2 separate regions of the Mus musculus genome follow, and region 1 is linked to region 2. The links are chromatin loops, found by intact Hi-C in ENCODE. Cell type or tissue: left cerebral cortex. All regions are shown on one strand. Each heading gives the region's core, and the rest is flanking DNA. Links, peaks and the distances in the headings are about the cores only.

Region 1 (9,927 bases), core at 1,192-9,191, 430 kb before region 2:
TGTCATGGGCACACAGAGAAGAATCACCTAGCCTTCTCTTAGTGACATTCAAGACATTGTCCAAGGTAATGGCTTCTAACAGGAGAACCAAGTAATGAAGAGAAACTGTATCCAGAGTGACAGTAAGGAACCTTTCTTTAAAAAAATGTAAATCAAAGACCGAAATGGCACATTTTATTTATTAGTATAAATACAATTTGGAGAGAGACTAACCTTAGTAAAGAGAGGAAGGAGTTTAGGCTGATGAGACAGGCAGGAAGTAGAACTATTTCAGTTGTACTGCACATTAGAGTGATTCCACATAGGCATATATATTCCAGCTAGACATATCATCAAGATATATATATATTCATTGTATAAATATAAAACATGTAGGTAAATATATAACTACAGATTCTTCCTGGGTCTATTTAGGGTTACTTATATGTGTACTACTTAGGGCTGACCACTTAAAGCAGACTTAGTGAGTTTCTATAACAAGTCAGCACTGGAATTTGAAACGCGGCAGCCTGATTCCCTAACTCATTCCTTTAAATAGTGTATGTCAAATTGTCTTATCACAAAATGTTCTAAATCCTGCCCTTAAGAATGCATTAAAAAGATACCACCAAAGACTATTATAGGCTATAAAAAAAAAAGTATATGAACACCAAGACCCATGAACACTTTCTTCCCATGAATAATGCAGTGACAATCTCAAGAATGTATAGAGCGGTGCCAGGGGAAGTCTGCCTTCCTAACAAGTTTATCTTTGATCACTAATTCATTTACATAGATCCTGTCTGTGTGTCAATCCTCATGACTCGTGGCACTGCATATTTTAGAACTTGACATATGCATTCTTTTCACAAGACTCTTTTCACAGCAGCCTTCAGTTGTTGTCTACAAGAAGAAAGAAACCAAAGTACTAGTGTTGGAAAGCCCAGTTTCTATCTAAACTAGAGGGCAGATAGTAAGGCTGCATGGTCACTCCAGAAGCAAGGTTATTCAGCAGCCTGCCATGTAGATTTTCACTGTACCTGTGAAAAGGGACTTCATTCACTCAGAAAAATATCTATTGACCTAAAACATTGAGGTATGTGTTAGGTTAAGTCTAGGATATAGTGGAGAATAAGTTAGAATTTACAGAGCAGTGGTGAGTAGTCTGACAAAATAACCCAGAAATTGGAATGAACATAAATGATAATGTTAATAATGTGCCCCTCCCTATAACCCTTTATAGTCATTAGAATGGGCAGGGAAGTTCCTTTCATAATGAGATCATTCAGGCTCACTCTGTCATGCTGAGAAATAAGTAAATGCCTACAGGGATATTTCAGTGACACTGTAAGGGGAGGAGGAAATATAAGACAAATATCTAGGATGTATTCAAGTGTTCTAGAAAGGAAAAGAAAACCGAGAAGCATTCCTGTGTCCTCAGCTGCTTTTGTGGTCTGGCACAGAGACCATCAGGTGATCTGTGTGATGATGACCCCCACTGTGACCCCATCAGTCCCCCATCTTTGGTCTAGACATCATGCTACCTCCAGGTTCTTAAGAACATCCAAGGCGAGGGTTCTTGGGTGGTAGCACAGGGGACGTTGACGTTTCCTAAATCAGCCTTTAACACATGTGGATTGTCGTACCAGCTTATTTCTCTTAAAATATGACTAATTTTAAATGTTAATTGAAACTTTTACTGAACTCAAGTTTGGACTAATTTTAAATTTTCCAAGAAAGATGAATCTAAATAACCTAAATCCAAACTTTTCATAGGTAGTTCTTTAACACTAAGAACCTTTGGGCATTGGTGCTTTGCTATACATTCACTAGTTCCTACCAAAGTCCACTACAATCTTGACCCTGTTTTCCAGTCCACTTCAATACTGACATAATAATAGAGCTAGGACCAATAGAAAGCCAAAGTATAAGTACAAGGAAACATTTGCATCAATTTTTATTTTCCACAAATTTTAATTGCTTTATGGACAATATTCATTTGATTTATTTTTTATTTACTCTAGTTTTTTTTATGTAGTTTTGCATGAATCTGTGTTGACTAAAATGGATTTTATCTGATAATAGAGCCACTACAACAGACAGCCATGCCAACAAAAGAACCAGAGATATGACATGCTGTTGTTTATAAGCCATGGGATTGTTCTGTTCTTCCCACTGAGTCCTCTCTCTCTCTCTCTGCTTACATATTTTTTCTGCATTCCTTGGGATAGTTATGGTTGGTTCTATTTTCCACCCTCAACATAAGACTAGAGGAAAGAGAAGTGAGAAGGTAGAGTATCTGCTTCCCATAGGCAGACATCACTTCATGAGAAATTACACATCCAACTGACACTGTATCTACAGCCAAAAATCTAGATTTCTCCATTAAAATGGGCACGTACATAGAAAAAAGCTCAGAAGAAATAAGGTACCTAGACAAACCAAATATACAAGACAGAGAATAAGGCATATATCACGGTACCATTTAAAAGATAATTAACAACACCTAGACTATTCAAAGGAGACACTGGAGGGCACAAATAGGCAGCACCCCTCTCCAAGGTCAATTGGTGTCTAAAGAAGAAAATAAATAATAAAATAATGTCACAAAAGTGAAAACAACGACACTGTCGCATCAGAGAGGGAAAATGTGTGAAGCCATGAAAACTGAACACAGGTTTTGACCCAATTTAAGAAGTTATAAACATTTCTTAGAAACACTGTCTTTAACCATTGAATGGGAAAAGATGGGTCCAAAGAGGATGTGGCCAAAAGATGCAATGAAAAATGAAAAAGGTTGGCCATGTGATTCTGAGATTAGAGGTAGGAGGGACATCACTCTCCTTCACATTCTAGAGTGAGGTTGGACCATCTTGGTCTATACCTGATGTCCATGGGTAATTGCAAACAGTCGACTCTTCTTTTTGTTTTGTTTGTTTGTTTTTGTTTTTGTGGGTTTTTTGTTTTGTTTTTCGTTTTTGTTTTTTGGGGTTTTTTTTTTTTGTTTTTGTTTTGTTTTGTTTTTTTTGTTTTTTTTTTTTTTTTTGGACAGGGTTTCTCTGCATAGCCCTGGCTAACCGCAAACTTGGAACTCAGAAATCTGCCTGCCTCTGCCTCCCAAGTCCTGGGACTGAAGGCATATGACCACTGTCCAGCAGCAGTTGGTTCTTTCTTTACCATTGCACACACTAGCAAGATTTTGCTGGAAGGACCCTGATATAGCTGTCTGTTGTGAGACTATGCTGGGGCCTAGCAAACACAGAAGTAGATGCTTACAGTCAGCTATTGGATAGATTACAGGGCCCCCAATGGAGGAGCTAGAGAAAGTACCCAAGGAGCTGAAGGGGTCTGCAACCCTATAGGTGGAACAACAATATGAACTAACCAGTACTCCCAAGAGCTCGTGTCTCTAGCTGCATATGTATCAGAAGATGGCCTAGTCGGCCATCAGTAGAAAGAGAGGCCCATTGGTCTTGCAAACTATATGCCTCAGTACAGTGGAACGCCAGGGAGAAGAAGTGGGAGAGGGGGAGGGGAGTGGTGGAGGAGGGTACTGGGGACTTTTGGGGTAGCATTGGAAATGTAAATGAAGAAAATACCTAATTAAAATTTTAAAAAACCCTCAAGTTGGATGTTACATTCACTAGTCTTCTTGGTTAAAACCCAAATTAAGATAATATACACTCCTTGACAAGATACCAGAACAACGTAAAGGTAGGTGGTTCACTGGTGAAAATACCAGAAAAATACAAAAACTACATTTGGAATTTTGTTGTCAGTAACACCCCACTGGTAAGTTGCTGGGTTTGACAAATGTATCTCAGTCATGTAAGCAAAAACTGGGCAATGAGTATTTAGGAAATGTATGTGTTATTTTGGAACTTCTTTATAAATCTAATCTTAAGATTTCTGTCTTCTTCAGGAGAAAACCTAAATGCTAACTTTTTTCATTTAGTCAATCTTTATTTATTTTTTTTTTTTTTGCATTAATCAAGTCACTGAAAGACTATGCACATCTTCTCCCACTAAGGCTAGGCAAGGGAGCCCTGTTAGGGGAACAGGATCCATAGGCAGGCAACAGAATCAGGGACACCCCAGCTCCAGTTGTTGGGGGACCCAAATGAAAACCAAGCTACACATCTGCTATATATGTGCAGGGACTTGGGGCACTATGTGCAGCCTATGTATGCTCTCTGTTAGTGGTCCAGTCTCCTGGGAGCCCACACAGGTTCAGATTAGTTGATTCTATTGGTCTTCATGTGGAGTTCCTATTCCCTCTGGGCCCCTCAATCCTTCCCCCAACTCTTCAACAAAACTTTCTGTCTAATGTTTCGGTCTATGCATCTATTTCTGTCAGCTGCTAAGTGGAACTTCTCAGAGCACTGTCTGCAAGCATAACAGAGTATCATTAATAGTGTCAGAATTGGTTCTTGCCAATGAGATGCACCTCAAGTTGGGCCAGACATTGGTTGTCCACTACCTCAATCTCTGCTCTATCTTTCTCCCTGCATTTTGTTGGACAAATTTTGGGTGGAAGGTTTTGTGGGTCGGTTGGTGTCCTTGTTCCTCTACTGGGAGTTCTGCCTGGCTACAGGAGGTGGCCACTTCAGAGTCCATATCCCTCACTGCTGTAAGTCTCAGCTAGAGTCACCCCCATAGACTCCCGGGACCTTTCCCCATCCCAGGTCCCTGGCAAGTCCTAGAGATCTCTCCCACGCTGATTTCCATTCATTCTCTGGCCCTCTCTACTCAGCTCTCCTCCATACCTGATAGCCCCCACCTGCATTCCCTGTCACTCTTAATTGTTATTATTGATGTTTAAAGACCCTTTAAATAAATTTTGGAAATACGTTAAGTTTACTAAGGAGTTGCAAAGGCAATTGTCAAATGAATGATGTCTATATTTAAAGTTTTTGGCTTAGCACCCTAGATCATTAGCTAAGATTCTCTTAGTTGTAATAGAGACATATCTATTCATACTAATAAGGCTCCTTCAGAGTCCCTAATAATGATCTATGTTCCACCTACCCCTTCAGCATGAGATGTAAGTCTACCAGAACGGTGTTAGATGAACAGAAATGTGGTCTGTAAATTGATACACAGTGAAAATGCCCACAGCTCCATGGAGGGGCTACTGAAGAGCATCTGGTGCAGAGATGACATTCAATAGCAACTGAAAATAAAAGAGAAGAAACATCCCAATCATCTATCCACTGACCTGTGAAACCAGTCTAGTCACAGATTAAGGGCTAAGTTTATTAAAAAAAAAAAGGTGAGATCATATGAGAAGGAGATGGAATTATTTATAGTAGATATCTATAACTTACACATATTATATATTTTGTATATATTTATACATAATATACTATATATTATTTGTATTTGTGTCTTCAAACTGACTTCCAGAAAGCTGGCCTGAAGTAGCAATCTAATTAAAGATTGGCCCATCAAAATTTAAACATGAGATATAAAGAATGTGGCTCTGGTACTTAGATATACTTCATTCTCAGTAAAGGTCTCATACACAGTTAGTTTGTTTCTTCCTGTAGCCAACAGAACATTTCTATATAGTAAGATGATCTCTGCCATTCTCAATCCCCAGACCAGGGCCATTAACTGGAACCACCTTTTTTCTCTCTCCAATTATAGTACAAGTAAGTCGAAAGCCAACCATTTCATGTTGCTGTCCGCAGAAGAAAATCATTCACTTCAATGTTATAGTCTATATAGACAAAACTATTCATTAAAAGTACTCCAGCCTTCCACTAAGCAACAGGAATGAATGGATTGCTTTTTTGGTAGATTGTGTAAGAAAAAAAAGCCTGCCTGATCCAGGAATAGCCACCTCCAGAAGTGGCAGCAGCTGTGGGTGGTTCTCAATGACTTGGCTAGGAAGTTGATTTGAGTGCCAGTTCAACTCCTGAAGGGTATAACCAGTGGGTGGTACGAGCTGTAATTTGTTGCTGCCTGGTAGGAATATGAGTCAAGTTCCTTGGAAGCTGCAACCCTACTTAATTTACCCGTCAAATTGCCTGATGGATATGTCCATGGAATTTTAAAATAGAAGATGATGTTCCCTACTCAATGAAGCTTTCCCCTTCACAGGGAGCATATCTATTACCCACTCAAATTGATGCTTCTAATTGAGGCTCTTCTGTCCCACCTTGATTGGCGTTCTCTCTCTACTATTGAAAAGGGATTATTTGTAAAGGAAGTTAAGAAGGTGCCCATCTTCTGATCAGTTTATTTTCTAGGGAAAGCTCCAGGAAGCCAACCAATAGTGGCCTCTAGTAGATGTCCTGATAGCATGACTCCTTATAACTATGGGACACAGTCACACTTGGAAGTGTAAGAGTGCTAAAAGAGATGATTCAGCTCACATAGGTCAATGCTCAGACCTTGCTGCTAAGTCTTGATGTTCTGCAATCTCCCCTAGCTCACTTTCCAAAGGCTCTGCACTTCATTTTTCCTTGCATTAGAAATGTTCAACACCTTTATTCATCAGGGAAATGCAAATCAAAACTACCCTGAGATCTTACCTCACACCAGTCAGAATGGCAAGATCAAAAACTCAGGTGACAGCAGATGCTGCGGAGGAGAACGAGGAACACTCCTCCAATGTTGGTGGAATTGCAAGCTGGTACAACCATTCTGGAAATCAATCTGATGGTACCTCAGAAAATTGGACATAGTAATACCTGAGAACCCAGCTATACCACCCCTGGACATATACCCAAAAGATGCTCCAAAATATTACAAGGTCATATGCTCCACTAAGTTCATAACAGCCTTGTTTATATTAGCCAGAAGCTGGAAACAACCCAGATACCCCTCAATGGAAGAATATTCAGCCATTAAAATCAATGATTTCATGAAATTCGTGGGCAAATGGATGAAACTAGAAAATATCATCCTGACTGAGGTAACACAGTCACAAAAGAACACACATGGTATGTACTCACTGATAAGTGGATATTAGGAAAAAGACCTGGAATACCCACAATACAACTTACAGATCATATGAAGGTCAAGAAAAGGAAGACCAAAGTGTGGATGTTTCAGTCCTACTTAGAAAGGGGAACAAAATAATCATGGGAGGTTGAGGGTGGGGGGGAACTTTGGAGGAATAGAGGAGAGGGAGAGGAAAAGGGGAGTTCAGCATTAGGTGTGGGAGGAGACAGGCAAGATGTAAAGAGGGTCAGGAAACTGATCAGAGTTGTGTAGCAATCGGGGATGGGGAACTGAAGGTAGCCACTAGAAAGTCTCAGATGCCAGAAAAGCAAGAGGGTCTCAAAACCAAGTGGGGATGATATTAACTGAAATACCCAACAAAGGGGAGAGAGAACCTGTAGAGACCATATCATGAGGTTAGGCACTGCCCCCGGTTGAGGGATGGGGCCACCCACCTTCACAAAATTTTAACTCAGAATTGTTCGTGTCTAAAGGAAATTTAGGGACAAAGAGTGGAGTAAAGACTGAAGGAACAGCCATCCAGAGGCTGCCCCACCTGGGGATCCATTCCATTTTCAGCCACCAAACCCCGATACTTGCTGATGCCAAGAAGTGCTTGCCTGCAAGAGATATGGATGTCTCCTGATAGGCTCTGTCAGAGCCTTACTGATACAGATATGGATGCTGTACCCAACCATCGGGCTGGGCATGAGAACCCCATTGGAGGAGTTAGGGGAAGGGCTGAAGGAGCAACCCCAGAGGAAGAACAATATCAACCAAACAGACACACCTCTCCCACCCCCACCCCACCTCCCAGAGCTCCCAGGGACTAAACCACCAACCAAAGAATACACTTGGAGGGACCCATGGCTCCAGATGCATATGTAGCAGAGGATGGTCTTGTCTGGCATCAGTGGGAGGGGAAGCCCTGGGTTCTGTAGTCTCCATGCCCCAGTGTAAGGGAATGATAGGACTGTGGGGCAGGAGTGGGTAGGTGGGGGAGCACCCTCCTGGAGGCAGGTGGAGAGGGGTGGAATGGGGTGTTTTCACAGGGGAAATAGGGAAGGGGGATAACATTTGAAATATAAATAAACAAAATAACCAATAATTTAAAAAAAGGAACAAAGCATGGTTTAGAAGAAAGAATTAAGGTTATGATACAATCAATGTAGTCGTGACCTTACAGCAGCTTTGGCTGCCTGCAATAAGTCTACACTATACTAGACCAATCTACGGTCAAGCAGGGTTTACAGAGAAAGTTACAGGGTTCTACCGGTATTTTTTGAAGTACTGGCTATTGATAAATCATACTCTTCGGTTGTGTACCCACTGATGATTCTACCAGACTAATGAATTGTTTCAACCCATTATCTCACTAATGGTCCTGGTTAAATTCAGTGGCCTTCATAATGACAACATAAAGTCATTAAAAATGATTGTGGGAAGGGGGTTTGTGGAGGGCAATAGAGGTTAAGGGAGGGCAGAGGTGAGGGTTATAATGATCAGAATGTAAGCTGTACACATATGCCAAAGTACAAACTCAGCAAAAGTTTATAAAATTAAAGGGAAATAAACACTTCTTGAAGATCTCTGATTTCCCCTCAGGATCAGATAAGAAAGAAAGGTTTCTGAATTCCACATGTGGACACATGTTGCTTTGCAATACTAACTCTGTCTGTCCAAAATAGAAGTTACCAACAGCTGTGTCGATGTTCACATTTGCATCATAGTGCTTTATGCACCACACATGAGAATACTAATGGGAATTTATGTACAGGGAAACACGAAGGCTAAGGAAAGGGAAGGGGTGGGTAGGGGAGCAGGGCAGGGAGATGGTATAGGGAACTTTCAGGATAGCATTTGAAATGTAAATAAAGAAAATATCTAATAAAAATATAATAAAATGTTCATAGTAATAAATGAATAAATGAGAGAGAGAAAAAAAAGATCATCCTGATATTTTTCTTTGCCAGCAATAAAGAACAATTCTATTCATCCCAGCCAGGTGTACTTGACATTAATTCACTTAACCAAAAGTTAAATTTGCCTCTTGAAAATTATTTATATACTTATAGTATATAATGAAATTCTGTTTCTCTAATACAAAAATGCAAACAAAACATATGTTCATAGATTGACAGATATTTCCAAAATCTACATTCACATAAAATGAGAGAATTCAAAGTCCTTTTGTATCTTCTTTTAAAAAATAAAGAAGTAGGTTAAAAATGTCTATGCAAATGGAATACATCTTAAATTTTCAATTTTATGAAAAACATGATCTTAAAGTATGAATATGTTTTTAATAAAGTAATTAATGCAATAATTCTTTTCTTGTTTTTTTGTTTTGTTTTTGCAATCATTCTTTTTTTTTTTTTTGAAGTTGTATCAAGACCCCCATGTATTGAGAAAGGTCCAAGGCTTAAATGCACAAGCAAAAGGGGAAGTACAGATAATTATCAGTGGGAAGGGTAGGGCAATACAAGCAAAAGGGGAAGTAATTATCAGTGGGAGGGGTAGGGCAATACAAGCAAAAGAAGAAGTACTTATGGGAAGGGGAGGCAATAGAAAGCTAAGATTTTTCTTCTACTTGTTTTTACCATGATACCAATGCCAGAAATTATAAAGGAAAACATTGCTCACATTAAAATGAAAAGTCTTGTAGAACAAACAAGGTCAAACACAATGACATTAGCAAAGGATTAATAGTGTAAGACAGTGTTAACATCTTTAATATAAATTATATTCTTACATATCAATAGGAAACAAATAAAACCTAGAATCCAAGAATTCAAGTGACCAGAATAGCCCTTAAATCACCGTTATAGTCAACAATAATCTTTGAAAATTCAGCTTAGAAAAGGTATAAGAAGTTACCACACATTACTACTCATGTCCAGAACTGCCAGTATCATACTTTTTTGACTCAAACACATACTTACAGAAAATGTAAGAAGTTTTCTGTCACAAGATACAGTGAGATTGTCCTAGGTAACT
Region 2 (9,733 bases), core at 1-8,000:
GATGCTGCTACTGCTGCTGGACCCACCTCCAATGTCAGGGGAGCAACTACCACTGGGTGACATCATCATGTAGCCATTGGGGTCCACTCTCTGTGGGTGGCGTCTGATGGGGTTAATGATCTGCTGTGGGGCAGATACACTCTTGGGGCTCATGGGCATATAGTCCCCATTTCCTTTGCGGTTGCTGGGCACTGGAGCCACCCCAGGAGACATGGGCATATAGCCATCATCAGTGTGGAGGTTGGAGGTGTCTGGACGGTGGTGGCCTCCACGACGTTCCAAGTGGTGCATCTCTAGACCCTCTTCGGGATAGGAGTGGGTGGGCACGAAGGCGGAATGCCGGTAGCCGGGCAGTCGGCCTCCACTGCCACCTCCTGGTGGGTAGGCAGCGGGCATCATCTCTGTATATTCCTCAATAGAAGCCACTGAAGACTGTGAGGGGGTCTTCTGATGGGAAATGGTAGGAGATGTGCCTGCGGAGTGAGTTCTCTTTCGAAACCGGTTATCCAGATCTGCTGCACCCGCGGCTTCATCTCCAGGCAGCGCTGGGCTTGTCCCCAAGTTAGCACCTGGGATGTAGCGATGGCCGTTGCCACCCCTAGACAAAATGTAGTGGCCATTGGGAGCAGCCAAGGTGGAGGCTCCCTTGCCACCCATGCAGATATAATTGCTCAGCTCCTCCTCACCCCTGGCTGGTGGGGTGTGCCCCAGGGAATCTGGGGTGACACTGCGGAAGGAACTTCGGAAATCGCAGGGACTAGAACCATACTCATCAGAAGAGATGAAACCGCCATCGCTAGGCGAACCGGACACGGAAGCACTAGAGCGCCTCGGGAAGAGACAGTCTGAAGTGGAGCCATGGCCACTGGTACTACTAGATGACAGACTCACTGGGCTGGTGGCTGAAGGTGAGCATCTAGAAGAAGGCATGGGGATGGAGCGGCTGTGGTTGAGTGGGGGGTGCAGCCTGGAGCTGCCTCGATGCCGATGGGCGTGGGTCCTGTTGGTGCTAGGGCTCACAGGACTGCCATCCACTGATGCTGGACGGGACATGGTGCCTTCGCCATCGCTGGAGGCACGCACCCGGAAGGAACCTGGTTTCCCACCCACCATACTGGCAGGGGAGGTGGCAGTGATGCTCTCAGTTCGAGATCTCCGAGTCAGTCCCACCTGGCTGGGTGGAGGGTTGTTGAGATGGTGCCTGCGCAGGGGAACGCTGATGGGGTTGGAGCAACTGGATGAAGACTGGCTTTTGCTGCGAGGGCGAAACTCATCGCTCATGGCCCTCATTGCCTCTAGAATGGTCTCATGCATGTTCTGGGCCACCACGGAGTCATCCACTTGCATCCAGAACTCGCCAGGCCCTGTCACAGCGGAACGCCCCACCTCGATGAAGAAGAAGTTCTCTGAGTGGCCACAGCGTCTGATATTCATCAGCTGCAGCACCACAGCGGCTGCCTCGGAGTTCAGCTTCACAAAGCTGATGGTCTTGCTGGTCAGGCAGAGGCGGTAGATGCCAATCAGGTTCTTTGTCTGACCCAGGCCCTTGGGTTTCAGGATAACCTGCCAGACCTCCTTGAACGCGGGTCCTGGACCCGTGTCATAGCTCAAGTCCTCCCCTGCCTCTCCAACGCCAGAGCTGCCGCTGCAGCTACCGCCGCAGCCTCCTCCAGCCCCGTCATGGTGGGCCTTTGCCCGATTATGCAGCTGCAGAAGAGCCTGGTACCAGCTGTCTTGCTCAGCCTCGCTATCCGCGGCAATGGCAAAGTGTTCGTCTCGGGTGTAGAGAGCCACCAGGTGCTTGTTCTTGGAGTCAGCCCGCTTGTTGATGTTGAAACAGCTCTCGAGGGGGATCGAGCGTTTGGGGGCGCTCGACTTGTGCCGCCACTTCTTCTCGTTCTCATAATACTCCAGGCGCGCTGGGCCCCCGGCCTCGCTGGCCGCCCGCAGCACGAAAAAGCGCTTATGCATACTCTTGGGCTTGCGCAGGTAGCCCACCTTGCGCACGTCTGAGAAGCCATCGGTATCCGGAGGGCTCGCCATGCTGCTGCGGAGCAGAGGGAGGTGTTGAAAAACTGGGTGAGGGGTGGCTTCTCAGTGCGGCCCCGCACATGCACTCCGGGCTGGAGGAAGCTCGCAGAAATTCTGACTCCAAAATTCACGCTGTTCCTGGAGCTGGGGAGGGGCAGCCGAAGGACGAGGTAACTGCGCCAAGGAAGATAGCCTGATCCGAGTTTAAGGGCGTTTCATGCCCAGAGGGAAGGGCAGTGGGTCTAGGGTGAGTGCAGCCGCAATCTTCCGAGGACTATGTCTCCCCCAGTCCCTGCAGCAGAGAAGGAGCTATGGTGCATCCCTTGCCGCCCCTGGTCGAGTCCGATGTAGGGAGGCAGCGATGGCCCGAGGAGTCCCCGCTTGGCTCTCTAGGCGCGCGCGCCTTCCCTCCCGAGTTCCCCTCTGGAAGTAGCGATTCCCGAGGCAAATTAAATATCCTTGGGCAGGGGGAGGCGGGCTGCCAAGTCCCAACGTTGCACCGGGTTCTCCCTCCTCCTTCTCCTCCTCCTCCTCTGCCTCCTCCCACCCTTCAACCGTCCCCGTCGCCACCAGCCGCCCAAATACCAGCTCAATCGCAGAGACCGCGGCGCTGCGGCTGTTGCTGCTGCTGCTGCTGCTGCTGCCGCCCGAGGACGCGTCCTCTGCAGCCCGCACTCGAGCCCATCTCGGCGGGCGGGGAAAGTGGCTTTTCCACGCGCAACGCTACTGGGCAGCTGGGGGAGCAGGGGACGGTCCAGAGGGACAGGCTCATCCCTGCCCCTAGCTCCAGTCCGCAAGGGAGGAGGGGAGGGGACGAGGGAGGGAGGCGGGGAGCGGGGGAGGTTTGGGAAGAGATCGGGGAAGACGCCCGGTCCTCCCGAGGCGCAGCCGCTGCAGTTACTTCTCTCCTCCTCCCTCCTTCTCCTCCCTCCTCCTCCTCCCTCCTCCTTCCTCCTCCTCGGAGAGTTGCCGAGAGCCCCAACCAAAACAAGCGGCGGCTGCGGCGGCTGGCACCGCGCGCTGGCCCTCTTCAGACCGCGCCGCCGTCTCACTCCAGAGGAGCAAAACACGTGACGGAGCCTCTGCGCTCAGCAGCCTGGCCGCCGCCGGGAGGCTCCAGCCCGGGTCTCTCTCCCTCTCCCTGCTCGCTCTACATTCCGGGCCGAGCCCGCCCCACGCCCGCCCCTCTCCACCCCCTGGCCGTGCCGCAGAGGCGCCCGCGCTGGCCCTTTGCTGCAGCGCTCGGGCAGCGCCCCTGCGTGGCCGGCAGAGCCCGGGGCGCTGTGTCTCCCACGCCCGTGCCACCCAGAGCGCCCCCGGCCCGTAGGAATCCCCGCGGCGGGAGGGCAGGCTTGTTTGGGTGGCTACCGGAAAGCAGGAGGGGAGTCTGGGAAAACGGGAGGGGGGGATCTGGGGAAGACGCAGGAGTGAGGGAGGGGGCAGTGAGAGGGGGGGTGCACTGCGGCTGCAGAGCCCCGAGAGGGTGGGGGCGCTGGGGCGGAGGGGACGCGGGTGACCTGCTAGCTCTCACCCAACAGGTAAAGGCGACCCCCGGGAGGCAGCTGGATGTCGGTGTCTGGGTGAGAGGCCCTGGTAGGGAGATCTACATTTTTGTAAGATTTTCTAAAGGACTTCTGAGCCAGTCTTCCACCTGGAATCTCCGGACGTACCGTGGTGAAGCACCTGGAAGAAACAGAGAGGGACGCCCAAGGGCAATGACTGTTGGCTAGGTTAGGGTCTCTCGGAATCGCGACCTGGGATCTCACACCTGGCACTATTAGCCGCTGATCACTAAGGAAATAAAATGTAAAAGTCACCATTTCTCTTCCTTCATGCAGGTGAAGAGGGATTCACACTTAAGGGTTAGTTAGTGCAAAAGGTGGGGGGCGGGGGCTGGAGGAAACCTGGCACCCCTTATCACATTCGTAAGTCTATTTGTGATTTTTTTTAAAGATGTAAAGGACCTTCAGAGAGTTCCTAAGTGTACACCCTTACTGTGTATATGTTAGCAGATGTTTGTTTCATAGTTTGCACGAGCATTAGACGACCCTATACACTTTTAACCTTGACCACAAGGATAAGTGGGAGACAAGGATAAGTGGCTAGGCTGCACAGGAAAATGGGTACTTCTTGATGAAAACGGGTCAGCAGCCTCTTTGCAAAGCCTATTTCTTAGTCTCACCACAAGCAGACGCTCCCCAAAGTTTTTTTTTTTCTTTTTCTTTTTAAGATGACCTATAAATCAAGCAGGGTGTCCCTGTCTAGCCCAACCGGCATTAAAGACCTACAAATGTGACGTTGCTCCCAGTGCTTAAAGCCATTCTACTCTAGCCATGGGCGGTTCTAGTTTTCCACCTCTTTTCCTAAGCCAGGAACCCTCTCAGCCTCCCGCTCTCCAGCACTGCAGGTTGTTTGCAGTGAGACGCAGCAGTAAAGGTGCTGGGCATGCTCAATCCACTAGACTGCCTGGCTTGGAGTAGGGGAGGAGCGGATGGGTAAAGGGGGCTGCGCGCCTCAGCATAATGCGGCTAGAGAGGCGGGGTGAGGTTCCTGGGGCAGCCTGCTGATTGGTGGAGTTGCCTGTCTTTCCTGTCTTGCACAGATGCGGTAAAGGGGAGAGAGGGAGAGGGTACAGATGTAGGCACTGGCGCCATTCAGATGCTTGCGGTACTTGAATTGGGGTATTCCGCATCTGTAGGTGTCACCTCCTCTCGAAAGCTCAGGAGCCTCTGTTTTCTCTTTTCACCTCCTTTATCATGCAGTTTCTCCTAAACCTGGTTAATGGATTATGCGGTACACATTGAATTGATAGCCTTCATTTTTCCCCTCTGACAGCTTGGTGATGCGGGCACATGTGCCCACTACAGGAAGGCTATAAATAGCAAGTAATTTGGAAAAGGTACGGAGACTGCAATAGCAAGAAGAGGACTCTAAAGATTTGAAATGCATTAGGGGTTGGGAGGATAGCAACTAGAGATATCTGAAGTTAGTGTAGCAGAATAACAGTGTGTGTGTGGGGGGGGGGGGGGAATAAACAGCTAGTCTAGTCTAGCAACTGCTTAATCTAGATTAGTCCACAGGGAGGGGACCTCGCATTATGTAGGAAAGCACTTCAAATCCAGACTTTAACTTTTAAAATTACTTCCTTCCTGACCTCTGTCACCAACCAAGAACAAACAAAAAAGAGAGAGGGGGAAAAAGGAGGTACCTTTATGGAGGAAAGTATTTTCTTGAAGGAGGAGACAACAAAAAAAACAATTTAATTTGGAAGATTTTTATAAGTCATCTTCACAGAACATTAGGGTGTTTATGATATAAAAGTAATGTTATTCTGACTGAAGAAGAAGTAGACCATCTGCTCTGAGGTGCCCAAGGCCCTGGATTGGATCCCCAGTTATGTACACAGACAGACACACAGACACAGACAACCAGATCGTTGTAACAAACTGCTCACCAATCAGTGAAGTTTAACACACACACACACATACCCTCACACACACACAACTCACTCGAGTTTCATTACAAATCTTAAAGGCAGCTAATGTTCAAACTATACTACAGTAAGTTCAGTTCTTTGTACTTTTTTTTTAATTGATGGCTTGAGATAACTCTAGGAATACAAATTCACATTTGATTCACATAAATATACAGAAGAGAAAGGTAGGCTTTTGTGGAACTCAGGTGAAGTCGTGTTGAGCAGATACGTGTATTATCCTGTCACCTTATGCTAAATTAGTCTTGTGTATTGTAATGAAAATTTACACCCAAGAGAAAATTCACAGAACAGGCAAGCAACCAATTACCAAATAAGTTGCTCAATGCTGCCATCTCTAGGACAGCTAGAAACCACTTGCGCAATGAATAAAGGAATGCTGTCTGCATTTTAAAACATTGACTAGAAGCGCTGCCAGAACTAAATTGACATATTGATGTCTTCAATACAGTCATGATAGTGAGAATTAAAATTTTACGTGTCTTCGGTGCATATTTGATTAACATATCTACAATTACTGTTAAAATAGGAAAATGGCCAGTGTATGATGTTACCAAGAAAATCATATAAAAATGTCAGTTATTAGATACATATATGATGTACATATACATTGGTATATATATATATATATGTATGTATCAGTAGACATGTTCCTTAATACAAATAGGTCATCACTACAGAAACCACTGGAAACTCAGTTAATTGTGGCAATTTGGAACAATGCTTAAAGGAAAATGAAAACTCATGGATTTTTTTTAAATTGAAGGATTGCATTATTTTACTATATCTGCATAGTTGCAGATATTTGAAAGCCTCCTCTGCAAAGCCACCCAAACCATATGAGATACATTCTTGCAGTTTGGGGATCAACAATACAAAATAATTGAATCTGCTATATTGAGGCTTCTCCCGCCCCAGGATTTAAAATAAATAAATAAATAAATAAATAAATAAATAAATAAATAAATAAAATAAAGGTCCTGCTTGAGCAGGTTCCCATAGGTAGGCGAGAGGTCTCTGTAGTTACCATGTTCTCAGTGCTGCTGATTCCACAGACTCCTATTTCTGATGATGGATTGAAAGGCACAACAGTGAGATGCTATGAGATGCAAGCAGAGTACTCACTTCACAGCTCTATGCAAGCTTAAAGAGAACAAGGGCAATAAACATTCTACTTAACTGAGCTCTCACTGTTTGGGGACTTCTCTATTCAATCACTGGTATCAAGCGTGGAGAGCTATTCTTTCCATGATGTAATTAAAATATTGCAGATTTCTGACCTCCTCCCAGCCCCAAAACAACTTGTAGTGAAAAAATACCCTCATCTAAAGCAATATGAAGAGACTCCTACTTATGCAGAATTTTAAGCAATATTGGCTTACACACAAAGGGGAAATTTTTAATTAGCTGCTACCGAATTACAGAAACATACAGCTTACCTAATAAAGGTCTCTATCTCTGGGTTCACTACAGCTGGGTGGAGCAGGCAATGACCCACGCTTGGGTGCATCTCACAGCAGCTTTGAGAAAAGTCAATTTCTGGCAATCGGCTGGTGAGAATCCATCTCTACTCTCGGTCTGGATTTCACTCCGTATCCGGGGAATTCACGGAGGGTAAAAGCATGGAGTGCTAACCCAGGATTTCAGAAATATATTAATCCCTTCAAAAATGTCAAAACTTTCATCATTTGGTTTCTATCAAAGCAGGAAATAGGCAAATGGATGAAATTGGGGAAAGGGAAAGTAAAAACTCAATGCCATGATTTAATTCTTCCATTTCAGGAATTGTACTGGTTGATGCTGTTTTTCCGGAGGGAAGATCAAGCATGGCATATTTCTAAATAGTCTTTATTTCCTTTTTCATTTTAATTTTCTTTGCATCTTTCTAGAACTGTACGTGAATGTATATGTAAGCATGGGTGCCTTAGTGCATGGAGATACCTATGGAGGTCAGAAATGGACATTAGAACTCAGGAGCTGAAGATATACATGGTTGTGAGCCACCATGTAGGTGCCTAAAACTGAGCCCAGGTCCTCTGTATGAGCAGCAAATGCTCTTAACCACTGAGCCCTCTCTCTACCCGTTCTGTGCATCTTTATTTTAACTATGATATTTTAATTTCTTTTCAGTTGTCTTCAGTAGAAATGGAGAGTCTGTCATTCAGTCCTCTAGCTTAAACAAGGCCACTCCTTTGGCTTTGCAGTTGGGAACCAGAACCCAGGACTGGACATTGAATCCAGAGTCTCCTGTCTGGGTTCTCAGTCCTCTTGTAACTCATTTCAGAACAGAGACTTACTCCGGTGCTCTGTTGACCCTGAACTCATTGTAGTCCAGACTTCAGGTTTGTAATCTGCCTCAGTCTCCCAAGTATCTGGGATTACCAGTGGGGGCAGAGAATGAAGCCAGCTCCACTCAGTATCATTTGTTGTTGTTGTTGTTGTTGTTGTTGTTGTTGTTGTTGTTCTGCTACAGTGTGCTCAGTCTAAAATTTGATACCCAAACTGCCTTTCAAATAGTTGGTTGAATTTTATAGATGTGCTGTCTCCTCTGCAGGTAGGGTCTAGACACACAGCACCCCGTACAGCATCTTAAACTCACCTCCACACTCTTGCTTCTCCTCAAACTCTCTCCTTAACTCTAAAGCTAGCAAGTATGTCTTCTCTCTTCTTTGATATTAAAAAAAAATCAAAGTTGACTCCTCAAAATTTCTCAAATTGGGGCTAATCACTAACTAAAGGCTCAGAGATATTAGCTTCTTTGGTTTAGGCAGGAGAGAGCTTCTCTGAACTTCAGGTATTGAAATTATGTGGCTGTGTGCGGTAATGTGCAGTGTAACTCCAGGCAGAGTATCTGACATCAGAATCACCTAGCGAGTCACTGAAGTCAAAACTTTCTCCAGCCCACATCACCTTCCTAAAGTCCTCCATGATTTCATGCGGACTTGTTTCATGTTCCACTTCCATTATCAGGGGATGAAGGGATGCTGGGACACGAAAACCAACAGAGAGTTAGCCTATGTTTAAAACCATATTCACGGGGACATTATAAGATGCATGCAAGTTAGATCTTCAGGAACTGTTACAAGTCTGCTTCAGTGACCTTAAACTTTTTTGCCATCAATTTCTGAATATAAATAACTCTGGATGCTCAGCTGTGAGTGGGTCATCTGCATCAGCCTCTCACCATTCAAGGATCGGGAAGCTTCTAGAAAGATGGGGCAGAAAGAATGTAAGAGCAGGCAGTGAGAAAGGAAGGGCACACATGAATTCAGAGCAGCTTTGGTTACCAGCATAAAATCAAGCCAGTTGACACTTTAGCACAGAGTGGACCAGGTCTCATCACCTCCCACTCCTAGCTGAAGAGCTACCGGCAGTAAATGAGTACTGAGAAAAAGAGAATCACTTTCTTTTGGGGGGCGTGGTCTTTGGAAAGTTGCCACACACCTACATATATAAGAGCTGCACTAACTGGAACCAAGAGGTACTCACTGCAAGAAATAAGAATAGAATGTAGACATGAAGCTTGGAGGAGAAGGAGCTGGAAGGCAAAGGGGAGATAAAGGAAGTAGTGGAGGCTGGATATAGTCATTATACATTATATAAACAAGTGGGAATTCCAAAAAATCAAAAAATTTAAAAAATTTTACTGTAAATCACAGAAAAATACGTATTAAACACATTGTTATAATAAGTAAAGGTGAGAATAAGGATTTTTATTCATGTACCTGAAGAGGACTTTTTCATCAACTGAAAGTATGCATCAAATTTTTTGTTTCTGGGTTAAACTGACTTTTAGAAAATATAATAAAAGAACCATTTTTTTCTGTGCTTTTGGAGTGTGTGAGTCAGGAATTCAGACAGCTCTGCGTGGGGATAACTGTTTTCTGCTTCATGAAATCTAGAAGTCTGAGCTGAGCGAGTTCAAATGACTTGTTTGAATGGCTGAAGTCCGGGACCTTTTAAAAGTTCTTCATACATATGTCTGCTACCTGGGCTTGGGTGACTAAGATGACTCAAGCTGAGTACTTTCATTGGAGATGTCTCAGACCCTTCACAGTATAGAAACTGGATCCTCAAGGAGGTATCCCAAAGGGAGCTTTTAGAAAGTGGATTTTGCAATAGAACCAAGCAGAAGTTGTGCCACTTTTAGGAGACCACTCACAGGTCACAGGGCTTCATAGCCACTGCACACATGCACCCTATTAGTTC

What was found. A loop is a pair of places that touch in the nucleus more often than their neighbours do. Peaks named below come from ENCODE experiments on the same cell type or tissue, not always from the same donor. Only the 100,000 strongest peaks of a DNase experiment are listed, where the experiment ranks them.
Region 1: a loop joins it to region 2, with 9 times the contacts of the local background. A loop is called at or near these places in 3 of 42 quality-filtered maps.

Annotation. Positions count from the first base shown.
Region 1 is chr1:81,858,911-81,868,837 of GRCm38, forward strand. No RefSeq gene overlaps it. Among named protein-coding and RNA genes, the nearest start is that of Mir6344, 270 kb to the right of the region's middle. In left cerebral cortex, for the core only: a CTCF peak has its summit at 5,775; a DNase peak (open chromatin) is centred at 5,864.
Region 2 is chr1:82,288,451-82,298,183 of GRCm38, forward strand. It overlaps Irs1 (insulin receptor substrate 1), which reads right to left and starts at 2,989. Exons shown (of 2, transcript NM_010570.4): 1 at 1-2,989. The coding sequence starts at 2,043. In left cerebral cortex, for the core only: CTCF peaks have their summits at 366 (motif pointing left), 1,858, 3,311 and 5,869; DNase peaks (open chromatin) are centred at 327, 688, 1,837, 2,615 and 4 more places; H3K4me3 peaks cover 4,008 bases; H3K27ac peaks cover 3,907 bases.